Regions from separate parts of the Mus musculus genome. Here regions 1, 2 and 3 are each linked to region 4. Evidence: chromatin loops called from intact Hi-C (ENCODE). Cell type or tissue: left cerebral cortex. All regions are shown on one strand.

What was found. Hi-C counts contacts between places; a loop is a spot of excess contacts. Peaks named below come from ENCODE experiments on the same cell type or tissue, not always from the same donor. Only the 100,000 strongest peaks of a DNase experiment are listed, where the experiment ranks them.
Region 1: it touches region 4 in a loop (2.3-fold over the local background); 4 of 42 quality-filtered maps call a loop at or near these places.
Region 2: it touches region 4 in a loop (3-fold over the local background); 8 of 42 quality-filtered maps call a loop at or near these places.
Region 3: it touches region 4 in a loop (2.1-fold over the local background); 4 of 42 quality-filtered maps call a loop at or near these places.

The regions. Positions count from the first base shown.
Region 1 is chr6:87,832,940-87,837,939 of GRCm38, forward strand. Isy1 (ISY1 splicing factor homolog) reads right to left here. Exons shown (of 11, transcript NM_133934.4): 2 at 2,789-2,811; 3 at 2,004-2,055; 4 at 1,489-1,554; 5 at 703-745. Among named protein-coding and RNA genes, the nearest start is that of Isy1, 3.3 kb to the right of the region's middle. In left cerebral cortex, a CTCF peak has its summit at 2,483 (motif pointing left); no DNase peak of the experiment used is centred here; H3K4me3 peaks cover 176 bases.
Region 2 is chr6:87,884,882-87,889,881 of GRCm38, forward strand. It overlaps Copg1 (coatomer protein complex, subunit gamma 1), which reads left to right and starts at 3,059. Exons shown (of 24, transcript NM_017477.2): 1 at 3,059-3,191; 2 at 4,190-4,242; 3 at 4,776-4,856. The coding sequence starts at 3,155. In left cerebral cortex, a CTCF peak has its summit at 2,826 (motif pointing right); a DNase peak (open chromatin) is centred at 2,963; H3K4me3 peaks cover 1,366 bases; H3K27ac peaks cover 1,134 bases.
Region 3 is chr6:87,840,528-87,845,527 of GRCm38, forward strand. Cnbp (cellular nucleic acid binding protein) reads right to left here. Exons shown (of 5, transcript NM_001347325.1): 3 at 4,938-5,000; 4 at 4,595-4,793; 5 at 2,088-3,629. The coding sequence ends at 3,512. Among named protein-coding and RNA genes, the nearest start is that of Isy1, 4.3 kb to the left of the region's middle. In left cerebral cortex, a CTCF peak has its summit at 1,914 (motif pointing right); DNase peaks (open chromatin) are centred at 1,403, 1,916, 2,967 and 4,707.
Region 4 is chr6:87,995,963-88,000,962 of GRCm38, forward strand. It overlaps Rab7 (RAB7, member RAS oncogene family), which reads right to left. Exons shown (of 6, transcript NM_009005.3): 6 at 3,144-4,568. The coding sequence ends at 4,473. Among named protein-coding and RNA genes, the nearest start is that of Gm34872, 6.5 kb to the right of the region's middle. In left cerebral cortex, a CTCF peak has its summit at 2,105 (motif pointing left); DNase peaks (open chromatin) are centred at 854 and 2,098; H3K27ac peaks cover 849 bases.

The DNA of each region.
Region 1 (5,000 bases), 160 kb before region 4:
CAAGATCTGACGCCCTCTTCTGGAGTGTCTGAAGACAGCTACAGTGTACTTACATATAATAAATAAATAAATCTTAAAAAAAAAAACATATCTTTAAAAAAAAAAAAAAAAAATGTTGGGGGCTGGTGAGATGGCTCAGTGGGTAAAAGCACCCGACTGCTCTTCCAAAGGTCCAGAGTTCAAATCCCAGCAACCACATGGTGGCTCACAACCATCTATAACAAGATCTGACACCCTCTTCTGGAGTGTCTGAAGACAGCTACAGTGTACTTACATATAATAAATAAATCTTTAAAAAAAAAATGTTGGGTAGGGAGGGGGAGAGGGTCTAGAAGGACTTGAAGGAGGGGAAGAATATGATCAAAATATATTTAAATTTAAAATTGTTCTAAATAATGAAAAAACATAATAAAGTTAAATGAAATGCCATTAGGTGCTGCATTCTATAAATGCCAACGAGGTCAAACTTGACAAAACTGTGTTTACTCGTTTGCTGGTCTTAGCCTCCAGCGTGCTGTGTGGCCGTGAGGGCTGCCCTGAGCTCCTGCCTGCACTTCCTGACCCTGGGATCGCACGCACCACACCTGGCCGGCGTTCACACCGGTCCCCACATCTGACTGGGCTCTAGGACACTTTAGCAGCGTTCACACCGGCCCCACATCTGACTGGGCTCTAGGACGCTTTAGCAGGCAGGCAGCTTACCATTCTGAATCTGAGCAACCTTTTTTGAGATCTCGCCAATGATCTGTGGAAAGCAACAGGCACATCTCATCATTTTTGAACATATCTGAAAGTACAAGAAACCGGTAATTCACACGCAAAAAAAAGGCTATAGGTGTGGCAGCGCACACCTTTAATTCTACCACTGGGGAGGCGGAGGAAGGAAGATCTCTGTGGGTTCACACACAGTTTGGCCTATGCAATGAATTCCAGGCCAGCCAAGATACAAAGTGAGACTATGTCTTAAAAAACAGCACTGGGCAGTGGTAGTGCACACTTGGGAGGCAGAGGCAAGCAATTTCTGTGAGTTCGAGGTCAGCCTGGTTTACAGAGAGTTCTAGGACAGCCAAGGCTACACAGAGAAACCCTGTCTCAAAAAACCAAAACAGCCGGCATGGTGGCGCACGCCTTTAATCCCAGCACTCAGCAGGCAGAGGCAGGCGGATTTCTGAGTTCGAGGCCAGCCTAGTCTACAAAGTGAGTTCCAGGACAGCCAGGGCTGTACAGAGAAACCCTGTCTCGAAAAAAACAAAAACAAAAACAAACAAAAACAAAAACCAACAATAACAAAAAACAAAACAGCTTTTAATCCTAGAACTAGGGAGGCAGAGGCAGGCAGATCTGTGAATTAGAGACTAGCCTGGTATACACAGCTATTAGCCAGGAATACAAAAAGAGACCCAGTCTCAAAAAAAAAAAAAAATTTGGTTAATAATCATTGATGAGGTAAAAAGAAGCAAGCAGAGCCATTATTTCTACTGAACATACCTGCCGTCTCCACTTCTCCGCTTTCGGCAACTCAGTACATTCAGAAGCAAGGAAGGGTCTCCGTTCCTAAGGAGGGTGAGAGTAACACACATGGTAACTGGGCTCTGTACACACCTATGTGACATCCACAACCGATTCAGCCTTGAAACCTTAAATATTTAATGCTCTAAATATACTTGAAGTCACAGTGCTAGAGGATATTCAATTCCTAACCATCACTGTACAATCTCTTAGGAAGCTATATAATTAGGATATATAATTACTCCAGGAACTGTGTATAGTTAAAATAAATATATACAAATATTTAATCTCTCCAGGTCCACTCTCTACCTTCTTCTAGTCAATATTAAAGCTGGAATAATAAGGGGCAAGCGGGAGGCAGATAATCACATGCCAACAGAAAAGAGGCTAAGCAGACGCACAAGTGTACAAACTCTTCAGCAAACACAGCAGGAAGAGCTGCGGCTCGAAGCCTGCATCTGCTCCTGGTACTTCCCAGGGAGTGCTTCACTCACCTTGACTTTTCCCTCTTCCAGCTGAGCTTGACGAAACCTCGCCAGGGCAGTCCTGCAGGCACACAAAAGACCCCATTAGATTTCTTAGCACTCAAGTTCCTGGATGGGGTAGATCTGCTCATGACCACAGCTAACAGCATTCATGCAAATGGTAATAAAAAAACCAGAGTAGTTAAGGAGTTGTATGTTCCAAGGGATAGGCCTCCAACATCATTTGTGTTTCTGGGCACTCAAATATCTACTTTATTTACATTGCATATATAGACTGTGGGGAACTGCTATTTATCACACTGTGATAAGCAATATACAGAAGTATTAAAAGGGGCTAGAGAGATGGCTCAGCGGCTAAGAGCACTGACTGTTCTTCCCAAGGTCCTGAGTTCAAATCCCAGCAACCACATGGTGGCTCACAACCATTCGTAATGAGATCTGACGCCCTCTTCTGGTGCATCTGAAGACAGCTACAGTGTACTTTCATATAATAAATAAATAAATCTTTTAAATAAAAAAAAAAAAAAAAGGAAGACGAGCTAAAAGATTAACATCAGGTTGCCCTTCCCATCATTTCCAATTCATCTTCAAGAGGAAAAATGTTTACTCACTGAAAGTTCTGGAAGATGTCAGACAACATTAATGGGGGAAAAAAAACCACAAGCAAACAAAGAAAGGTTGCTTTAACACCTGGGGACAAGAAACCTCTTCTAAAAAGATTCCTACCAAAGGGATCTCATACAAGCTCTGTGCCAAATGTCAAATTTTTCAGCCCCAAGAAAATTGATACTCACATGGCTTTTTCTGCATTTCGGGCCTAGAAGGAGACAAGGGAAGAAAACACCAAGTTTAGAATAACTGTCTTTCTTGTGATTGATTTAAGTCGTACGTTTTAATCCATCAGTGTGTGTGCCTGCTTGTCTGTGCATGCACTGTGTGTGTGCAGAGGACAGGAGAGAACATCAGCTCCGTGGAACTAGAATGCAGGCAACTGTCAGCCGCCTGACATGGGTGCTGGGCACCGAACCTGCTCCTAACCACTAAGCCAATTCCTCTGGCCCTAGGATATCTTTATCACTTCTACTGTTTTGTTTGTAGGTTGGTTGGCGATATAGAAATTTCTGGTTTCTTTGGAAACTCAGTTGTGTGATGTGATGTCTTACTGAAAACTGTCTTATGAGAGGATGTTTTTGCTGAAGCAGACCCATGGGAGGATGTTTTGCTAAGAACAGACATGTGGTGTTGTCTGAAGGCAGTCTGGAAAAGGGGAATGTGATGTTTTGATAGAGTAGACGCTAGAGAGAACATGTGATGTTTGGAAAGGATATAAATGTAGTCCAACAGACAGTGGGTGATGCTGGATGGTATTGGTAGGCCTTAGCATTCTTTGTCAGTCATTGTTTGTCATGACTTCATAGAGGAAAACAAACCAAAAAAACTTCTGGTGATGTTCCAGCAGCTTCTTGCCACTTCTGCAGATTCAGGCCAATTGCCAGAGCCTTGCAGTTTCTTCTGGATCAACTCGCCGCTGCTTACTCATGAATGGTATTTTCCAGTCCCGCCATTGCTGACTCATGATGGTATTTGTGAATGGATCTAGCTAATACTGCTGATCTGTGTAAACTAAAATGCTGATATCCTGACAATGAAAATTAGATTTGCTCCAAAGAACTATTTCTCAACAGGTACACATCCTCCTCTGCTCTGTTAATCTTTCCTTTCCACTGCCTCTGATGGATGATGGACTAGAAGGGACATTAAAACATTTAAGAACCCTCATTAAAAATAGGTTGTAAAAAATCTAAACCTACCATTGGTTGGTTTCTGGCTTTTTGAGACAGCATATTCTGTGTAGCCCTGGCTGTCCTGAGACTTGCTCTGTAGACTAGACTGTCTTTGAAGTTAAAGATTGGCCACCTCTGGCTCCCGATCTTTGGGATTAAAGGCATGTGCCGCTGCCATCACCAGGCTGGTTTTTATTTTTTAAAATCATACACATGTGCAGAATGTACTGTGATCATATCTATTAACCTCTCTGACCCCTCTCTCACTCCTGATACGATAACGTATGCACCACCATACACCACTCTAACCAGAAAACAGCCTAGTTGTCTGTCTGCTGCCAGTGGCTATCAGAGGAGAGCATCAAGACTGGCTTTTGCAAAGTGATGTTCATTTAAGTGCTGCCGCAGCAGTGTTAAGTCAATGGTCCCTAAATGTTACACAGGATCAGGAAGAGAACAGTTTTTTTCAGTTGGATTGTGAACTACACAGAAAGCGCACCTGCTGAATTTGGAACTAGAGATTTTGCTCCTAGCTCTTCCTCTCACCATCACTGAGACGTGGTCTCACCAAAATCTAAGTTTCCCTTCACAGCACATATTGTAGCTTTTATCTTGCAACGTTATGATGACTTACTCAGATAAACGCATGAAGTCAAGCAGAAACAGACACACAGTCTAGAGAGTCAGCAAGATGAGTTTAATTTAACTTGCCCTTCAGATTGCCCCTTCCAATCAACTCTGAAAGGAACCTGGCCAGTGGAAGGTGGATATATGAACATGACATCAATACAGGACACACCCTCCTTCAGAAGTAGCTGTTCAAGACCACTGTTTCCTCTCCTTTTTAGGTTTCTGTTCTCAACAGTCTGTAGTGTCCAAAACATCCTCTGTAAGCATTCCATGGCTTCCTTAAATGTTTATGCATCTGTTTTATTTAACAGGAGTATGTATCTGTTTGCCCCTATGTATGTGTAAATACCACCCCGCCCAAAGTGTATTAATGTTTTTTTTCTACTTAGTATTATAAAGCACAGACTGACAAGAAGGCCTATATATTTGAATGTGTCCATATTTTGCACGTGGTTATGCATATACTTACACCTGATCCTTAAACATAATTTGGTATATGCATATAGATAAATATCTACCAAAATGGGCTGGTTTTGTAGATAAGACTATACAGATTTCAAAGACATCAATAAATCTCAGAAGTATGAAAGCC
Region 2 (5,000 bases), 110 kb before region 4:
AAAAGTGTACTCACATACATTAAAAAATAAAATAAATCTTTGAAAAAATTAGTATTATGGCCTACTTAGCCACAAAAGATGTTAAAAAAAAAACTAATCAAAATGGATGAAAGTACTAGATATAAGAATCAAAAGTCTGACTCTCTGAAGAGAACAGAGATGAAAATGATCTTGGCTTAAGCAATGATTCTTCAAGATGACACCAAATGCTCTCAAGGAAAGAAGACAGATAGTCTTCTATTTCCTTCCTTAAAACTTCTTTTTTGAGCTGTAGACATGGCTCAGCAGTTAAGAGTACCGGCTGCTCTTCCAGGGGTTCTGAGTTCAATTCCCAGTAACCACATGATGGCTCACAACCATCTGGGATCTGATGCCCTCTTCTGGTGTGTCTGAAGAGAGCAACAATATACTCATATATAATAAACAAACAAACAAATAAATAAATCTTAAAAAATTTCTTTATCAAGAGTAAACTTTATTAGAACTTTTGTTTTTGTTTGAGACAGGGTTTCTCTGTGTAGCCCTGGTTGATCTAGAACTCACTGTGTAGACCAGGCTGGCCTTGAACTCACAGAGATCTGCCTGCCTCTGCCTTCCAAGTGCTGGAATTAAAGGCATCTACCACCATGCTCGGCTTTAAGTAGTGATTTTTTAAAAGCAGAGTTCCCATCAAATTAACACTCACTTCAGGGCAAAAATACATTTTAAAAACCTAAAACCCTGACTAATGCACCAAATGGCTGTTTTTATAAGAATGGAATCAGCAGCCAACTCTCTGGTTTCATCTGTATAGTCTATAATATTAAGTAATACGAGCCAGGAAGTGGTGGCGCACACCTTTAGTCCCAGCACTTGGGAGGCAGAGGCAGAGGCAGAGGCAGAGGCAGAGGCAGAGGCAGAGGCAGAGGCAGAGGCAGAGGCAGAGGCAGAGGCAGAGGCAGAGGCAGAGGCAGAGGCAGAGGCAGAGGCAGAGGCAGAGGCAGAGGCAGAGGCAGAGGCAGGTGGATTTCTGAGTTTGAGGTCTACAGAGTGAGTTCTAGGATAGCCAGGGCTACACAGAGAAACCCTGTCTTGGAAAAAAGAGAAAAAAGTACTATGAAGCATTGCTAGGTGGTACAGCCATGCTCACTGGCTACCTCACACAGTTCCAGCAAAGCCGAGCGAGCCAACTGCTGCAATCGATGCTCTTCTAACTCTAACTTTTGGTTTTGTTCCCTGCATGTTGCATTCTTGGGGACTGTATGTGTTATGATTCAGTTTATGTCTTTTCCTGGGGAAAATTATGAATTATGTCTGAGTCTTTAAGAAAAATCCTAAAATTAACTTTATTTGGAAGTCTTCCTTATGCCCTGGAGATCATTAACCACAGATAAGCACATAGCTCCATGAGGCCATTACTCCAGGAATCGGCTTGGGGTATCGGCCCCTGAGCAAACTCACGAAGGATAACTGATGGAGGGCAAACAGACAATTGATGAACTCTGTCCAAAATAGATTACAGATTCAATGTCTCTTTTTTATTATAGGCTTAAAGCTCTCTGAAAATGGAGTTTAAAGACAGGGAGTCATACAGGGCATACCCCTGGAGGAATAAACTCAGTAAACAATTTATATTGACTAAAATAAACATTTTCTACTATGTTTATCATGTTTAATCATGTTTTACATGATAAAACATATAATGAAGTTAGATAGTCATCTTTGCAGCTCATAAAAAGACCAATTCAGATATTTCCTGTTTGTCTGGAGTGCTTTAAAACTGCAAACACTGCCAGCCTACAAGCAGCCTGCCACATAGTAAGTGTGTTTGTTTTGGAGGAGACAGTCTTTAGATTCTTTAAATTGGTGTTATAGGGCAGATAATAAGAATAAAATCTGTTGTTTATATTTTCTATTTGTAACTGAGCTTTTAACCCTGGTTATGTAATGATAAGTCAGACATATTTTGTACTACTGGATAATCATTAGCTTGTCTTTGTTCTGTGAAACTTGTGTAAATAAAGACGCTCTTGGTTGCTAGTCAGTCAGAGCAACAGAAATGGCCTGATCTCTAATAAGTAAGTCAGAGTTACAGAAATGGCCTGATTGCTATCAAGTCAGAGCTGCTAAATTCCCCTAACTATCTGGCTTGGCTTGCCTCACCCTCTCCCCTTGCCTAATACTCATCTTCTCTGTGGGCCAATTTGTCAGCAACAATATTTGAATTCCTTGTCAAACCACAAGTTTTATAGTATTTGGTAGAAAAGACTCATTTAATAATTTTCACAACTGAACCTGGCCCTCAGACTTGGCAGCAAGCACCTTAACTTAGCGGCTGAGCCATCTCATTGGCTCTATTTTTTGAGGTGGAAGTCATGTAGGTCTGGTGCAGGGGGATGGCCTTGAACTTCTCATCCTCCTTTCTCTGCCTCATGAGTGTTGAAATTACTCGCTATGTCCAGTTATATCTCAATGTTAAAGCACAAATGTACATAACTCTATTCATTGCCTTACAAAGCTAGACTCGGATGGAATCGGTTCCTTGGCTAGCAACAGATGCCCTTTTCCCTCTCACCACCATCTCTGTCATGGTGACTCCTCTGGCCTCAATCCTTGGGGCCAGTGAACTTGTTTGAGAGCAGCTTCCCAATAAATTTGCCCTTAAAATATTCTAACCTGACTTGAATTGGCTCATTTTACCGGTGGCGGAAAAATAACCTATTAGTGAGACTTACTTCCGGAAAATGACAATAAAGAGTAGCAGGGAACATGTATGGGGTCAGCGTGCTGCATGCAACCCTCCCATCAGAATGCCCTTTAAATTCAGCCAGGGGTAACTGCAAACACAGCAGCCACAGGACCACAAGGGGGCGCAGAAGCGGAGCACCCGCAACCGCAGGTCTAGGCTCCGCCTCCAGTGTCTAGCCACGCCCACTTTCCTGGGTCTCACCCCTCCCCTTCCGCCCTCTTCCACCTAGGTTTTGGCAATCTCCGGACAGGCAATGAAAAAGGTGGGCGCAGTTGTGCGCAGGCGCAGACAACAGAGTGCGCAGGCGCAGTCCATAGTGCAGTGCTCAGGGCGACGTGGCGGGCGGGAGTACGGAAGCCGCAGGGAGAAGCTGTTCTCACCGCTACTCTGAGCATCTTCCTGCTGCGTGGAGCTACCGCTGACACCATGTTGAAGAAATTCGACAAGAAGGACGAGGAGTCTGGTGAGGGCCCCTTGAAAGACCTGGGGAGGTCAGATCCTCGTAGGGGTTCATGGGACCTTCCTTGGCTTCCTTCTTCCGGGCCTCTGTCAGAGCCAGATCCGAGGCCCAAGAGGGGCAGGGGCTTGTGCGCAGGTCCATCTATATCTGTTCTCGGAGGAAACGTGCTGTTTGCCCTCTCCAGCTCTGGCCAGGATTTCTGCGTGACCTTGTGCGGGTAACACTCCTCTCTGGGCCTCAGTTTCCCCATCTTGTCAGAGGAGGTTCCCAGGCTGGATGTTACCTTGCATTTCACCCGACCTCTTGGTATTTGCTGCGATAATTCTTTGCCTATCTGGGTGTAACCAGTCCTACAGTTAATAACCCTGACCGTTTCATTCATTCAATAAACTACAATTACTGAACATCAGGCACCTCACTGATCATAATATTACAGTAGCTAAAGCAAGTTCGATACTAGATGCCTGCAATAGGAATGTTAGGATGGAGAGCCCAGACAGTAACCAGATAATCGCATGCATAATTTTTTAATGTAATATCTGCTGTCAGGGAAACTCAGTCACAGGTTAGTTAGTGTTGGTTGTCTCCGACACATAGATTCATTTAAGTTCTGGTTGCATAGATCAGTGCCAATTATTGAACCCTAAAATGCTCAGAAAGAATGCTTAGGTGACTGTGAGAGAGCCTTGACGGCCTCTGGTAGATGATAGAGACTTCCTTCTCTCTTCCTCGTGTTTGGCAGGTTTAGGGTCACAGTTCGGGGCTGTAACTCAGTTGATAGAGTGCTTGCTTAGCTTGGGTGAAGCCCTGTGTATGATCCACAGTACCATGTAAACCAGGAGGCCGAGGCGGGAAGATCAGATGCACAAGAGCCGACCTCTGCTACATTTTGAGTTAAAGGCTAGCATGCGATACATGAGAGTCTGTGTCAGCACAGGAAAAAGGAGAAAAGCAGTTCATTCAAGATCACAACCGTAATCAGTCTTCTCTGTGCACTGCAGGTGGAGGCTCCAACCCCCTCCAGCACCTGGAGAAGAGTGCCGTACTCCAAGAGGCAAGTGCCACCATGCCTGTGTCTGGTCAGGAATACCTGCCAGCCCTGCTGTCAGATACTAACATACATGGAGTGCTGGTTTATAAAGCCTGGGTCCAGGAAGATGGGACTTTATTCATTGTATTTGCTAGTGTGGCTAGTATTAGGGCAGCCCAAGGGAAGACTTCTGGTATGGTTAGTAGATAAATTAAGAAAAATAAACTCTTGGGAGCTGGACAGATGGCTCAGCGGTTAAGAGCACTGGCTGCTTATTCTTCCAGAGGTCCTGAGTTCAATTCCCAGCAACCACATGGTGGCTCACAACCATCTGTAATAGGATCTGATGTCCTCTTCTGGTGTGTCTAAGACAGCGACAGTGTACTCGTATACTTAAATAAAATCTTAAATAAATAAATAAACTCTTCCCACTTGAGAATACATTTATGTGGACTGAGTTAATACGTACCCTATGGTTCTCTAGGCCCTTCATGAACTGAGGGGCAGCTGTGGTAGAAAAGTGTACTAGGCTAGAGGTAATGGTTGCTTCTTCACAGGCTCGGGTCTTTAACGAAACTCCCATCAATCCCCGGAAATGTGCTCACATCCTCACCAAGATCCTTTATCTCATAAACCAGGTAACAAGATGAACTTGGCAGGGAATACAGGGGAGGTTGTGTAAATGGAGATGTACCCTTACGCTTTTGACAGCTCTGTGATTGGAACCAACAGTCTAGGCCTGGGTCCTCTTAAGTTTCCGGCTCTCATTTGTTGCCTGTGCT
Region 3 (5,000 bases), 160 kb before region 4:
GCTGGGGGGAGGGGGAGCCAATGGAAATGAAGTCAGAGATGAGCATTCCTCTACTTCCCATGAAATGAAAGAACACTAGGTTAAATGCCTAGCACATTAAAAACAAACCCCAGCCCTCTCCATTTCCCACCCCCTTCCTTATTCTGAGAGATGACCCTAATCAGGAACCACCAGCTTAGGCTGAGAACTGGCAGTATCATGAGCAGTCGAGAGCCCACTGCCAGGCCCAGGCCAATTCTCTCTAAATTTAAGGAGAGGAATTTTTGAATTTGAATGGTTTTGGCCATTGTCTTAAAATATTTTATTCCAAACAATGGTCATTCTTCACATTAAGACATGGGGGGGGTGTCACTAGGTTGTTCTGCTGGCCTGTGTAGCTCAGGTTAGCCTCAAGCTAAAGACATGTGTCTTGATACCCGACTTCTAAGACTTATTTTCATCCAGGATCTCAAGTAGCCCAGGCTGGCTTGGAACTTGCCTTGTAGCTGAAAATGGTGCCTTAAACTCTGATCTTCCTGATTGCCGGGTGTTGGCATTACAGGTGTGCAGCCACACCTTGGATAAAAACCCACAAAGCTTTTAGGTTTTGGGTTTTTTTTTTTTTTTTAAGGTCTTGTTATCCATCTTAGGCTGATGTGGAACTCTATGTTAATACTGTTTCAACCTCCCAATGTTGCAACTACAGGTGTATTCCACTACACCCAGCTCACAGTTCAAATGAGGGGAGTGTTTACTAGCAAGTCTGATGACCTTAGTTTGATGTTGGAATTTACACGTAAGAGAAACGCCTCCTACAAACTGTTCTCTGACCTCCACATTCACACCCATATGCACAGAATTTTTAAAAAAGTAAAACATTTAAGAATCCTCAATGAGACAACACGATCTATTTGTCAATTCAATCACTTCATTAGAAAAGCCTTGTTTTGTCATCTATGCCAGGATAGAAAAATGTAGTAGACTGAGTTGGTTGAAAGAGAGAAAAAAAAAAAAAAAGAACATTTCCAAGTTAAAAATATTCCTCAAAATATGCTTTTGTCAATGTCACCTGCATCTTTTTTTTTTTTGAGATTTATTTTATGAGTTCACTGTAGCTGTACAGATAGTTGTGAGCCTTCATGTTTGTTGAGAATTGAACTGTAGGATCTCTTGCTCAGTCCCTGCTTGCTCCGGCCCAAAGATTTATTACTATACATACACTGTAACTGTCTTCTGACACACCAGATGGCGTCAGATCTCACTACTGGTGGTTGAGTCACCATGTGGTTGCTGGGATTTGAATACGGGACCCTCGGAAGAGCATTCAGTGCTCTTAATCACCAAGTCAACTCACCAGCCCTCCTGTACCTTTCTATGGACCTCAAATACTGTTTCTTTTCTCTATCCAGAATCTATGCACTAAAAACATTAAAACACGGGCCAGGTGGTGGTGGCTCACGCCTTTAATCCCAGCGCTGGGGGTGGGGGTGGCAGAGGCAGGCGGATTTCTGAGTTAGAGGCCAGCCTGGTCTACAAAGTGAGTTCCAGGACAGCCAGAGCTACACAGAGAAACCCTGTCTCGAAAAATCAAACCTCCCCCACCCCCCAAATTAAAACACAGTCTTCCAAGATGCCCACTAGTAACCAGAGGAACAACTTAAGAGTGATCAGTTCTTTCAGGAATCAAACTCAAGCCATCCTCGTCTTTCCCTTCTGAGCCATCTCACCTCTCGTTTCCCATCTTTTCATTTTAAGACAGGGTCTTGCTTTGTAGTCCAAGAAAACCTTAAACTTCTACCCCCTTTGCTGGGGGGGGGGAGGCAGAGCAGTTAGGCTATGTAGCATAACATAGGTTTTTTTTGTTGTTTTTTACTTCCAATGTTTTGGCTGCATGCATATACAAATACCACTATGTGCCTGGTGCCAAGGAGACCAGAAGAGGGCAGTAGATCCGTTAGAAATGTTGTTACAGGTGATTGACATTAGTCTTGGTGCTGGAGCCAGGACCCCACAGGCAGGTCCTATACAAGAGGAGCAAGTTCTGTTATCTGCTTAACAGTCTCCTTACCCAGTTTTTTTGTTTTTTGTTTTTTGTTTTTTTTTTTTTTGAGAAAAGGGTTTTACTATGTTGGCTCTGCCTGGAACTTTAGAGCAAGATTACCTCACATACCTCACTTGCTGAGTTTTGAAATTAAGGGCACACACAACCACCCCCATGCAGTTTTTCAAAACTGGCTAGCCTCAAAACTCCACCTGCCTCTGCCTCTCAAGTGCAGACAGATCACTCTGCATGAACTAAGAATAAGTGACAATCCAAGGCCATCATTATGCTAAGAATGTTCTTTTGTTCATGTGTCTAAGCACAACTGTGGATTCAGTTCCTTTTTTCCATCTCTACATAGATTCTGGAACTAAAAACTCAAGCCACCAAGCTTATGTGGCAACAGCCAACAGAAGATCCATAGAACTCTTCGTAGCTCTACAAATTAATAAAACAGTGCGTTCTTCTATCACCAGCTTTTCCTTACTGAAGACATTACTTAGCATAGAAAGAAAAGTCCAAACTGTCATCTTTCAGTCCTCCACATTCCCCTCTTTAATATGGTATTTTGTTCTATATACATTGATGAAAATTTAAAACAAACAAAAGGAACTTTAGTCAAAACTCCCCTTCCTCCTCCAGCTTTATTGGAATAGTTTAAAATTACATTTTCTATTTTCTAGGACTTCAGTTGCTTTTTCCATCTGACTTTTAAAAACTGATTACAGCAAATGAAACACAGTTGTCTAAGTGATATAGTATACAAAAATAACATCTTGATTTCTGTGAAAATGCATTTCTCTGCAATTCCTGAATAGCTCCAAATTATGCTAACTCTGAGCATCGGATGTTTACTCTGGGTTTTAGATTTAGTCTTTGAAAAAATGTGTTCTACACCTTTGCCATCACCATCTGTACGTCCAGCATCGTCACTGGGATGAAGCTGCTTCTGTGTTAGGCTTTGAGCCAGATTCCCTGGCATAGCCTTCAACACATTTGTCTTTTCAGTTTACTCCCAACTCAACTGTATATTCTGAGGGCCTGATGCAGATGTTACTCGATGTTATTTAATAGCTACTGAGGTCAGACAATCCAAGGCCGTCATTATGCTAAGAATTAAAGTTATTTATGGAAGCTTAGATGCTTCCAGAATTGGTTTTACCTCCTACATGGGAACACACTCAAACCCAGAAGGGCTTACTGGTCTGACTGAACTCTTCCCATTCATTAATCCCTATTCACCAGTGGCACGGAAAGGGGGTTCTTTAACAAAGCATTATACATAACACCTCTACCAAACTAAACATAAACTTTTTTTGTAGTTAAATGCAGAAATTCGGTTTTTTCCACCCCTTTCCTCCTTTTACACTGCAAGTAAAGCTCACTGGCCTGGGAACAGCCTCTATCTGCCAACCTTTGGCCAGTGAAGAGGATTCAGAGAAAATAATACAACCATCAATCAGAAAAAGGAGGGGCGACAAAGGAAAATAATTAGGCTGTAGCCTCAATTGTGCATTCCCGTGCAAGATGCCCTGACTCGCCACAGCGGTAACAGTTGACTTCACTTGTCTTGCTGCAATTGATGGCTACATGACCAGTTTCACCACACCTGAAAAAAAAAAAAATTACATAGTTTTGACATTGCTTCTCAGAACAAATAACACCGTTCTCAAATCAATGGTCAATACAGAAAAAGAAAAAAAAAAACTTATGAACACAAATAAGTATATTTTTCTTTGTAAGACTATTTCTCTTTTATGAGACATTACTGCCCAGGTTGTTTTTAAATCCCTTACAGTGCACGCAATTGTTTTCTTCCTTCTTTAAAAGGGCTTTACTTTTGAAAACAGTCTCATATAAAAGTCAACGCAAGCCGTAAACACAACCTTCTAGCTCTGTGCTGTGACTACAGGAGTTAAATCATCGTACCCAGCTAAGAGTCTACATCTTTATCTTCTAACCAAGAACAGAGAAGAGTAAAAACTAGGTTCTCAAAAACCTTGTCATAAGAGATTAACTAGTTCCAAGCCCAAAACATCAGCAAAGATGATGTTATTTGTAAATGAATCCCTAAGGTTTCATTTATATGCTCCAATAGCACTTAGTAACTACACCACACACAAGCCATAGTGTTTATATAGCTATACTCTTGACTTCCCATATATGACAGGTTTTTGTTTCATCCTTCTCTACGGGATACATACAGACTTGCACAATTTCTTTCACACTCACTGAGACCTTACTACTCCAAACTGTACACTTTATCTTGGTTCTGTGGCAGTGTCTGCCTACCAGGTTTGAGGTCCTAGGTCCAATAACCTAGCACCACAAAAGGAGAACCAGGAGCAGGGTTTCTTTACTAGGAGTGGTAAACTGCCTCAAATTGAGGGGCCAATTAGGGCTACATAGTAAACTCATCTCAAAAGAGGGAAAGACAAGACTGCTCAGAAAGTAAAGCCATCTGTTTGCCACTAAGCCTGAATCTACCCCACAAAGGAGATCAAGTCACAAGCCGTTCAACAGACACTACCTGCACAAAAATCTCCACGTTTTCAGTACCACTTCATGACTCACCTATAGCACTTCACCTTGGTGCAGTCTTTTTGAATATGTCCAAATTCACCACAAGAATAGCACTTCTGCTCATCCGCGTGGTCACAGTCACGAGCCAGATGGCCTGGCTTGCCACAATTGTAGCAGCATTGCTCTCGCTCTCTCTTGGGCTCCTTGCAGTCCTTGGCAATGTGGCCACCTCTACCGCAGTTATAGCAGGCTTCAACAATAAGGAAAAGAAGCAGACCAAGACTATAAAACCTTTATAAAGTAGTATATTTAAACCACATGCTACAAACCCTTCCAAAGCTGTGTGTAAGTACACACTCACCTCTCCCAAGAGTATCAAGTGTTAAATACTTACCATCCTCCTGCAGATCACAATCCTTGGCAAGATGACCAGACTCACCACAGCGGTAGCAGATGT
Region 4 (5,000 bases):
TTATGCCAGAATGAATTCATCAACTCTCTCTCATCAGCCTTCACCCATTACATTTCTTGAGGGTTTACCAGGATTTGAGGAGACCTACAAGGTCATATGTCCAATGGAAAAATCTCGGCAAGGAACTCAAAGGTGGCTGTGACCCACCCAGTACTCTGAGGGTCCCTTCTGATCTAGGGGACCCACTGACTACAACTCCCATGGTGAGACCCCATCTCCCACCTCCATCAGAAGGGAGAGTAGAGGCTCTGAGGGTGTGTGTGCTGACCTTTCCTGCAGGAAGGAGATTGCTCCCTTGAAAATCCGTCATTCCTAAAAGACTGCGAACTGCACCTCAAGAAACCCAGCAAGGAACAGATAGTCTTCCCAAGGAAGAAGGTGTGAAGAGGGTAGATTCCCCACTAGGAATCTGTGAATCTGCCAGATAGAGCTGCCTTCCGTCAGTCCTGGCTCTTGGGCACTTCAGCTGGGCTGTGAGTAATAGCTAAGTGGACAACCTGGGGGAAGTCTGGTTGTGGCTTCCTGTGCCAAGTCTGCAGGCAAAAGTTGGAGTTGTCTTCTTTTGACCTGAGAAAGGGATGCCAACATTGCTCTGAGTTCAAGGTAGGCTGTCTGGAATTGAGAAGCTGCTGGGTGAACTAGGATGGAAAGCATTGTCTCCAAGGAGGGACTCATCACGGCTGATGCCAACGATGTCTGCCATCTTGGCCTTCCTTGTAGCTCTCAAGAGGTATGAATGTTCCTGTGTGAACGCTGACACAGGGGCTGTGGTGGCAGGAACAGGGTTAGCCGTAGCTAGACTGTGTGTGCATGAAGTGTCCTCTCCACACACATTCCTTCCTCTAATCCAGGCCTCCCCCACGTCGGGGGTGCGCATCTGTTGGCCTTGCAGCAGACACCATGTTGGCTGTGAGGCCCTGTGGGGGAAGGCTTGCCTAAACACACATGAGGCCTGGTTCCTATCCTCAGCACTTGCAATAAATAGTCGGTGGGGAAAAGAGAAAGGAGCCTTCAACGCACATGGTTTTCCAGGTGCCAATAACAGCTAGTGGCAAAAGGGGATCGGCTTGCTGGGGTTTACTTCGGAGTTGTTCTTGAATGTTAGGTCTCATAAGAAGGAATTCATTAAGGCCACAGAGCATTTAAAAGGACATATGCGGCAAATATTCTGGAAGCTAGAGAAGGTAGCCATGCCCATGTTTTTATTTTTTTATTTTTATTTTTTAATTTTTTTTATTTTTTAAATTTTTTCATAGTCTTTATTCTTACAAACCCTTGTGTCGAGGGCTGACTTTCTTTTTTTTTTTTTTTTTTTAAAGATTTATTTATTTATTATGTGTAAGTACACTATAGCTGTCTTCAGACACTCCAGAAGAGGGTGTCAGATTTCGTTATGGATGGTTGTGAACCACCATGTGGTTGCTGGGATTTGAACTCAGGACCTTCAGAAGAGCAGTCAGTGCTCTTAACCGCTGAGCCATCTCACCAGCCCCGAGGGCTGACTTTCAATAGATCACAGCGAGGGAGCGGCTCTGCTACGTACGAAACCCTGACCCAGAAGCAGGTCGTCTACGAATGGTTTAGTGCCAGATTCCACACGAACGTGCGTTCATGCCCATGTTTTAAGAATGTTCTGCAGAGGGAGACAGGATTTGGAGGACATTCCAGTGTATCTTTTGTCCTTTAGATGGGTAATCAGCAAAGGCTCTCCCAGATTCTCCTTACCACCTGACATCTCTTGGTCCCTAAGAAGGGGACACTGGTTAACAAACCGCACAGCTGTGCGCAGGCTTTATGGCTTGAGAGGTCAGACTGGCTTCTTACTGGAAGAAGCGTAAGAGGCGAATTCCTATGTTCCCTAAGTATGTCAAAAATTTTTCCCAGCTGGGAGTGGTGGCGCATGCCTTTAATCCCAACACTTGGGAGGCAGAGGCAGGCAGATCAGGAGTTCAAGGCCAGCCTGGTCTACAGAGTGAGTTCCAGGACAGCCAGGTTCTACTCAGGTTTGGGGGGAGGGGGTGTATATGTCTGCAAGTGACTGCATTGGTAGATGTTTGGGTCCAGAACAAGCAGATCAATACTGGCTCTTGGGCGCCCCCTAGTGTATCAATAGGTAATGAGCTGGCGCCTATCCACCACCTCTCTCTGCATTAGGTTCTTTAGCCAGCTGTGGCTGTGAGGTCATGTGAGGCTGGAGCAGAGCACCCATCACATAGGCAAATGGGGCTTCTGGTTCTGGTTTTTCCAGAGCTTGTGTGGTCTATTAAAGGAGAACAATGGGACATAATAGGGTCTGAGCCATGGGTAAGATATAGACCTCACTAGCTGCTCTCTGCTGACAGATTGGGAAAGAGAGGCTGCCAATCTGACCCAGAGCAATCTATTCCAAGAAAGGTTAAGATCAGCTGTGCCTCAAACACCGGGCAGAATTAGATCTTCAGGAACTCAACTGTCTCCTTTTCCTTTTGTCAGGAGGCATGGCCCCAGGATCCCCTGGTATGTTTTCCTTGCAGAAACCCAGACCCACTTACATCCACAGAGCATCCACAGCAGTCTCAAGACATCACAGGGTATTACAGACTTTTAGTCACCTAGGCCTAGCCAAAGTATAGTCTAGACATTGGTAGAGACAGATACCATGTCAGTTTGAACCTTCGTGACCATGGATGAACTGGAGTTTAGAAACTTCCCAATGCACGACTCAGTAGGTACGATTCATCTGGGCAAAATGAGGGGGCCAGGTACTTAGGGTGCAGCCAGAACTCAGTGAGTTTCCTGCTCATTGCAATCTGCCAGTTCAGTCTTAGAGAAAAATGCTTTTTGTGTGTACATTAAGTTGTCATGGGCTGCTTGAGCACAATGAGCTGGCTCTGGAGAGGGCCTTCCTACTTCACACCCAACCATATTTTGTCTCAAAATGTCTTCAACAGCCCAAATCAATCTGGCTTGTGATAGGGAGAAAGGAAAACAGCAAAATAACCAGAGTAAAGGCCACGGTTTTGTTTCCAGTGGCTAAGAAAAAGATCCACACTAGGGTAGGTAGTCTAGGGATCACCCCCTTGCCTCTGAGCACCAAGAGTCCCATGAACATACAGAATGTCCCCACATAGCTTGATCTTTGAGAGAAAAAGACAGACAGCAGCTGTTCTTTGTTCTTGTTAAATTTTATTGGCATCACGTTCGTCTCTTTACAGAAGAACTCAGCCTACACCCTAGAATGTAGACCTCTGAAGGGGAAGTGCTCCAGGAAGCAAGCCATGATGCAGGGCAGGACCTCGGGAAGGGACAGAACTGCCAGGGCTCAACCCAAGAGACGGTGGGTTAGTGCTGGGCCACACTTGGGTGGGTGGGAAAGGAGGAGGGTCTGCTAACCTACAGGTACCACAACCCTGAAAGGAGCGCCTTCTAGAACAAAGGTAGAGTCACTGGGACAGGTCTGGTGGGTTCTCCTTTCCTCTTTGAGTAGGATAGTGACAAAAGGGCATCATAAAGTGTTGAATATAAGGAAAAAAAACAGAAAGGGAGAAAATGAGAATTTTAATTCTTGAAGTAACAGCAATTTATCCATTGTATACACTACTATATTAAGCAAATCAACCTTTTGGAAAATTTAGACACAGAAGGGAACTGTCTAGTTCAGTTTTCCCTTCAGAGAGATGAAAAGCTTTTTGGCTCTTAAGTCTGTGATAAAAGGCGTACATAATTCTTGTGTCTACTGTACAGAATACTGCCGCTAGCTGGACTTCCAAACTTGAGTCTCTAACACTCTGTAATCCAGACAGGGTTCAACCCTCCACCTTGCACGCCTGCGTTAGAGGACTTAAACACACAATCCAGGAATTCCTTACACTAATTTATACATTTTAATTGGTTGCATATATTAACATGTACTATAAGATTCTTTTCTAAGAAGCATTACATAATAAATGGATACTGTAAAAAGATCTGATTAGTTAAAAGTAACAAGCATTAACAGATACATACAAAACAGCCTGCTCAGAACGGAGCCTGGGCACCAGCCTTCCCACAGGACCTTCAAGGAGGGAGGGGTAAAAGACCACAAGACCGTTAAAAAAAAAATCAGATAATTAGACACAGATGAACTGTGAACAGTTCTCTCACTCTCCAGTGGACAAAAAGAGTAAGCTTTCCATGCCCACTGCACCCCAGAGCACCCAGGGTCTCTGCCATATGCCTGCCATACACAGGGCCCACGAGGCGGGCAGCTGCCCCAGGAGCCCTGACAGGCACAGGCTGGAGTTTGCTTGCTGTGTGTGTGTTGTGTGTATGTGTTTTTGTGTGCACGAGTGTGTTTTGTGTATGTGTGTGTGTTGGGTAACTGTTCGGTGGAGTTTCTTTTGGCAGCTGGATGTGAGAGCTCACGTTCTGGTCTGTTTGGAGGAGGAGGGACGCATATTGAAGGCCTACGTGTGTGTTCTTGGTCTGTGAAGGACTCTGTGCTCACTGCCCCTTCAACAACTGCAGCTTTCTGCGGAGGCCTTGGCCCGGTCATTCTTGTCCAGTTTGATGGGTTCAGGGAATTCATTGTACAGTTCCACTTCTGTTTCCTGGATAGGAGAGAGAGAGGGAGGGAGGTTGATGACTGGAGTCACAGGGACAGATCCTGACTGTGTACCCATATGAAAGGGTGGCAGAATTTGTGAGGAGTGTCAGCAGCAGCCACAGCCAGAAGTGTGCCAACTCAAGTTCTGACCACTGCGGACCACACACAGCTAAGGTTCTGGATTTCTGTCATTCTGTCATAGGGTTCACGTCACTGCCAGTTCTTAACTGTCGGCTAGGGCTCTGCTCAAGGCTCCATGGTCTCGGGATGCTCGCCTTGCTCCCACTCAATCTTCTGGGCTGCTGGCCGGGAGCTGGTTCTTCCCAGCCTTTGTTTCCACATAGCAGCTGAAGGGGCAGAGCTACCGTGATGCCGTCACCCCCACGTTGCATGGACTTGAGTCACTGGGGTCTTCGCCTGAGGAGTGACTGAGTGC